Regions from separate parts of the Homo sapiens genome. Here region 1 is linked to region 2. Evidence: chromatin loops called from intact Hi-C (ENCODE). Cell type or tissue: K562. All regions are shown on one strand. Links, peaks and the distances in the headings refer to the core of each region. The heading gives the core; the rest is flanking DNA.

The links. Hi-C counts contacts between places; a loop is a spot of excess contacts. Peaks named below come from ENCODE experiments on the same cell type or tissue, not always from the same donor. Only the 100,000 strongest peaks of a DNase experiment are listed, where the experiment ranks them.
Region 1: it touches region 2 in a loop (4-fold over the local background); 97 of 110 quality-filtered maps call a loop at or near these places.

The regions. Positions count from the first base shown.
Region 1 is chr4:83,494,842-83,497,766 of GRCh38, reverse strand. No RefSeq gene overlaps it. Among named protein-coding and RNA genes, the nearest start is that of ABRAXAS1, 11 kb to the right of the region's middle. In K562, for the core only: no CTCF peak of the experiment used is centred there; a DNase peak (open chromatin) is centred at 1,505; H3K4me3 peaks cover 1,023 bases.
Region 2 is chr4:83,628,765-83,631,689 of GRCh38, reverse strand. No RefSeq gene overlaps it. Among named protein-coding and RNA genes, the nearest start is that of GPAT3, 94 kb to the right of the region's middle. RefSeq lists an enhancer at 1,180-1,474 and a cis regulatory region at 1,075-1,798. In K562, for the core only: no CTCF peak of the experiment used is centred there; a DNase peak (open chromatin) is centred at 1,369.

The sequences.
Region 1 (2,925 bases), core at 187-2,686, 130 kb after region 2:
AGAGTATAGCTTTTGGTGCTTGAAGGAGGCACGTGAAGCCTATCTGACTGCCCTATTTGAAGTTACTAACTAGTATGTGATCCTAGTATAATAATTATGAAAAAAGACATCCAGCCATTCCCTAGTATATATACAAAAAGAGCTTAAAATCCACTGTGATCAGGTGCATCTCATTCTCAAACAAAACAAAACATGTTTGTCTTCCCTGTTATTATTTATTCTGACCATTAGATATTTGGTGGGGGCAGGGAGAGAAGTTAAAAGGTATCTAAATATATTATTGTTACATTAGACTGGGTGGCTTAAAAAACAGAAATGTACTTTCTCACAGTTCTGGAAGCTCTAAGTTCAAAATCAATATGTCACCAGGCTTGGTTCTACGAATAAGACCTCAAAAGCACAGACAACAGAAGCAAAAATAAACAAATGGGATTATATCAAACTAAAAATCTTCTGCACGGCAGAGGAAACAATCAAGAGAGTGAAAAGACAACCTACAGGATCAGAGAAAATATTTTCAGACTACTCATCCCACAGGGGATTAATATCCAGAAGATACAAAGAGTTCAAACATCTCAATAGCAAAAAACAAAACAAGAAAACGTCTGATTATAAAGTAGGCAAATGATCTTAACAGAAAGTTAAATACCGCATATTCTCACTCACATGTGGAAGCTAAAAAAAGTTGATCTAATAGAAGTAAAATGTGGAACCAGAGGATATTAGAGACTGGGAAGGGGAGGATAGGTAGAGATTTGCTAAAGAATACAAAATTACAGCTAGATAGGAGGATAAGTTCTAGTGCTCTGCAGCATTGCAGGTTGCTTATAATTAACAATAATGCGTTGTATAGTTTCAAATAGCTAGAAGAGAGGATATTGAATGTTGCTCTGTGTGTGTGTGTTTGTGTGGGTGTGTGTGTGTGTTTTAAGATGGAGTTTTGCTCTGTCACTTAGGCTGGAGGGCAGTGGTGCAATCTTGGCTTACTGCAACCTCCACATCCCCGGTTCAAGCAATTTTAGTGCCTCAGCCTCCCAAGTAGCTGGGATTACAGGTGTGCACCACCATGCCCAGCTAATTTTTGTATTTTCAGTAGAGATGGGGTTTCACCATGTTGTCCAGGCTGGTCTCAAACTCCTGACCTCAGGTGATCCCCCAGCCTCCGCCTCCCAAAGTACTGGGATTACAGGCGTGAGCCACTACGCCTGGCAGGATATTTGCTAGAGCAGGAGCACCGTCATCTCGGACAAACACCACCACTTTAAGTTCCAGCTCCCTTTCTAGCCTCATGCATTTCAAGGAAATCACTTCTCTTCTAACTACAAGCAGCCAGAAAGAGCAGACAGTAAAACACAGATAAGACCGCTTGGAAACAGAGGGAGGTGAGGAGAAAGTCTCTTGGGTAACTGCCAAACTTCACCCTCATACAATGGGCCCCAGTAAGACAGTGGGCCTTAATAAGCACTTTTCTTTCCCTTCAGGAATACTAAGATAGAGAAGCTAAAAGCAGACTTGGGGGATATGCCTGCAGCTGCAAAAAGGTGTATGGGAATAGAAACGCAACTGTCCCTCCCAGATAAGCACAACAAAGAGACACAGAAGCAGTCCAAGCCTCTTATAAACTCTCCTATCCTGAATCTTTAGAAACTCTTAGTCTGTTAGAGAGTGTGGCTCTGACCTAACTCAGCCAACCGCCCTTCTCAGGTTTATTTAAAATAAACCTGCCCCTGTTGACTGAAAAGCCATCCTTTGTGTTTCTCTCCTCTTTCTTTAATTCTTACAATATTAAATGTTGTCAACACAAAGAAATGATAAATCTTTGAAATTACCAATATGCTAATTACCCTGATCTGATCACTATGCATTGTTTGTATTAAAACATTATGTAGGGCCGAGCGCCGTGGCTCACTCCTGTAATCCCAGCACTTTTAGAGGTTAGGCGGGCAGATCACGAGGTCAGGAGATTGAGACCATCCTGGCCAACACAGTGAAATACCGTCTCTACTAAAAATACGAAAAATTAGCCGGGCGCGATGGCGGGCCCCTGTAGTCCCAGCTACTCGGAAGTCTGAGGCAGGAGAATGGCGTGAACCCGGGAGGTGGAGCTTGCAGTGAGCCAAGATTGCATCACTGCACTCCGGCCTGGGCAAAAGAGCGAGACTCCGTCCCCCCCAAAAAAAAAAAACATTACGTAGCCCATGAATGTATACAATTATTATTTTTTAAAAAACGAAAAAAACATGTAATATTGACAGCAACTAATTAGATGAGTTTTGTAGCATTTTTAGCTTCTATCCATTCAGTATTCTTTTTTTTAGACAGAGTCTGGCTCTGTCACCCAGTCTGGAGTGCAGTGGAGCGATCTTGGCTCACAGCAACCTCTGCCTCCTGGGTTCAAGCAATTCTCCCGCCTCAGCCTCCCTAGTAGCTGGGATTACAGGAGTGTGCCACCATACCAGGCTAATTTTCGTATTTTTAATAGAGATGGGGTTTCACTGTGTTGACCAGGCTGGTCTCGAACTCCTGACCTCAACTGATCTTCCCACCTCGGCCTCCCAAAGTGCTGGGATTACAGGCGTGAGCCACCACATCCAGCCCATTCAGTATCTTTTTATAATTAAATTTAATTTTTTTAAGTATGTTTTTTATATATATGTTTATACATATTATATATGTGTTTATATATTTTATATATGTTTATATATAAAACATAAATATATATTTATATATAAAAATATAAAAACTATATATAAAATATATATAAACATATAATGTATAAACATGTTTATATATTTTTTAAATATTTATATATAATTTATATATATTTATATATAAATATACTTATAAAAATTATATATAATTTATACATATTTATATATAAATATACTTATAAAAATTATATATAATTTTTAAAAATATATATAT
Region 2 (2,925 bases), core at 169-2,668:
TTTAAAAGTAAGGCTTTATTGGGGGAAAAAAGCTGCAAAGCAAGAGATTAGAAATATGGAAACAATCTGCAGGGGAATTCTTGTGTTTGGGATTCTTGTATGAAGGGAACTTAAAACCACACAGATTTTATGGGTGGAGGGGAATGAAAGCAACACACTCTATCTATTAATTTTTAAAACTCAGATCCTACCAAATTTCAGCCTTAGAACAGAGTTTCACACCACTTTACACTGAAAAATCTATCCCTCTTTGAATTGTAGGAAATCATTTATTTCTTTTTCCAAAAAAGAACTCTCAGCTAGTCTAGAGAGATAACACATTTGTTGTAGCCATAAATTTATTTGGAAGAACAACTGGGCTTTACACAGGCCATCTGGAGAAGACAAATGTTTCATGGAAGCATGTGGGAAATTTCACTGACAACATATGTAGCTAAATGAACTGTCTTTGGCATCGCCGAAAGGAGAAAATTCCATTACACACAAGGAAGGTATTTCAACAATCACCTCAAAGTAAATATACATTAATCTACTAATTTAACTAAAACATATGTAAGGTGAAGCTATGCTTCTCTTCCATGTACTGACAGCTAAACATACAGCCTCTGCAGAGGAGGCATTTGGTTCAACTCCACAGGGACACCTTTGAAATCACTGTATTCATCTGCACATGTTTAAAGAAATGTGTCTTCCTGAAACTCCCCCTTCCTCTGCACACCTTCCACTCCCCTGAACCCTTGTGTGATGTCATGGAAATGTGGAAGAATATTAGGTAGGGAATCAAGAGAGATAGTCCTACCCCTGTCACTAATTTAGAGACCTCAAACCAGCCACATAGCCATTTCATATAGTTTTATCACCTATAAAATGAAGGAATAATTACTTCTCTAGTTACATCACAGGGGTTTTGTGAAGACACTATTAACACCTCATATTAGGATAATAGTTTACAATTTGATATGTGTTTTAAACAGATTGTTTCATTTATGTCACAACTTTATCCCCATTTGATAGATAAGAAAATTAATGCTACATAAGGGAAACAGTAATTGCTACAATAAACAAAACAGTCAGCACTTAACACAATAGGGTTATTTCCTGCTCATGTAACTGTGTACTGAGGGTGTTCCTGGTCAGGGTGCAGTTTTCCTCCACGAAGTAATTGAGCCCTGGCTCCTTCTGTCTTGTGGCCCCACCAGATCCTACAGCCTTGGAGTCTCCTGCCTCAAGCTGGCAGACAGGCAGAGAGGTTGGAGAAAGCACACCTACTTTTTAACAACCTCATGCTGGAAGTGACCCAAATGACTTTCACTTACATCTCACTGGTGAGAACAGTCAATGCCTCCACCCAGATGTGAGGGGTATTGCGAAATGTAGGCTATCGCTGGGTGGCTGCTTCCCAGTGATAAAGCTGTTCTGTGGAAGAGGAAGCATAACTTTATGGTGAACAGTTAATCACCTCTGCCATGACAAAGCAGTTATGCTATTAACTCAAGGCCGCACAACTAGTAGATAGTCTATTAGCTATCTATTTCTGCATAGCAAATTACCATGAACTAAGTAACTTAAAATAACACACAGTCTGAGCCAGGAGTCTGGACACGGTTTAGCTGGGTTCTCTGCTTCAGAGTCTCACAACGCTGTAGTCAAGGTGTTGGCCTGGGCTAAGTTCTCATCTGAAGGCTTGCCTGGAGAAGAATCCATTTTCCCACTCAAATGGTTCTTGGCAACATTAAGTTCCTTGCAGTTATAAGATTCATGACAGCTTTCTTCTTCAAAATCAGTAACGGAGATGGTAGAGGGGGTGAGGGAGCAAGAGGCTCTGGAGTGATATATAATATAATGAAATTTTAAGGGCAGCATCTCTTCACCTTTGCTATAGTCTACTGATTAGAAGTAATTCACAGGTCTGCCTACAAGCAAGAGAAGAGGATTATATAAAAACATAAACACCAGGAGAGGAATCATGGGGGCCACCTTAAAGTTTGCCCATCACAATAAAAAACTCAAACCCAGACTTTCTGACTACAAATCCAATGTCCTTTCCATTTAATCGTTTGTCCATCTTTGGACTCCACAGTTCTAATCTGTAAAATGAAGATAATATTTGCATATAACATACCCAGTTATTATGAGGAACAAATAAAATAGTGGATGTGAATTCACTCTATAAGCTGTAAACTACTCTGTAAATTTAATAGTTTTTTATTTTTATTTTATCCCCTTGCCTATGATGTTTCCCTACTCTTCCTGACCATCTAAATCCTATTCTTCCTTCAAGGACCATCTCAATGCTACCTCCTCCATGAAGCATGTGTATCATTCGGGATGAGGTTCAAATGATGGCTCAAATAATTTTGAAGCCAAAGCTGATAATACAAATCCACAAAATCACTGAGGATCAAGACATCTTCCAGATCTCTAACCTAGAGTGTGGTCTCTATTCTGAAGGCCCAAGATGGCTACTAGAGCTCCAACCATCACATTTCCAAACCAGACAGCTAAAAAGAAAAAATATTTTTTATAGATACTTCCCAAAAGTCCTACTTAAGACTTGGATTCAAGTCCTTTTGACAAGAACTAAGTCCCATTCCTATACCTGGTTGCAACAGAGCCTGAAAAATACAGTTTCTAGTTGGGTATGCTAATATCTTGAATAAATGTAGGGTTCTGTTACTAAGACAGAGGAAGAGAATGAATTTGGAGAGAGTAAATAGTCTCAGCCATAAGACGTTTTTTATTTATTTATTTATTTATTTTTGAGACAGAGTCTTGCTCTGTCACCCAGGCTGCAGTACAACGGTACAATCTCAGCTCACTACAACCTCCGCCTCCCAGGTTCAAACCATTCTCCTGCCTCAACCTCCTGAGTAGCTGGAACTACACGTGCACACCACCATGCCCAGCTAATTTTTGTATTTCTGG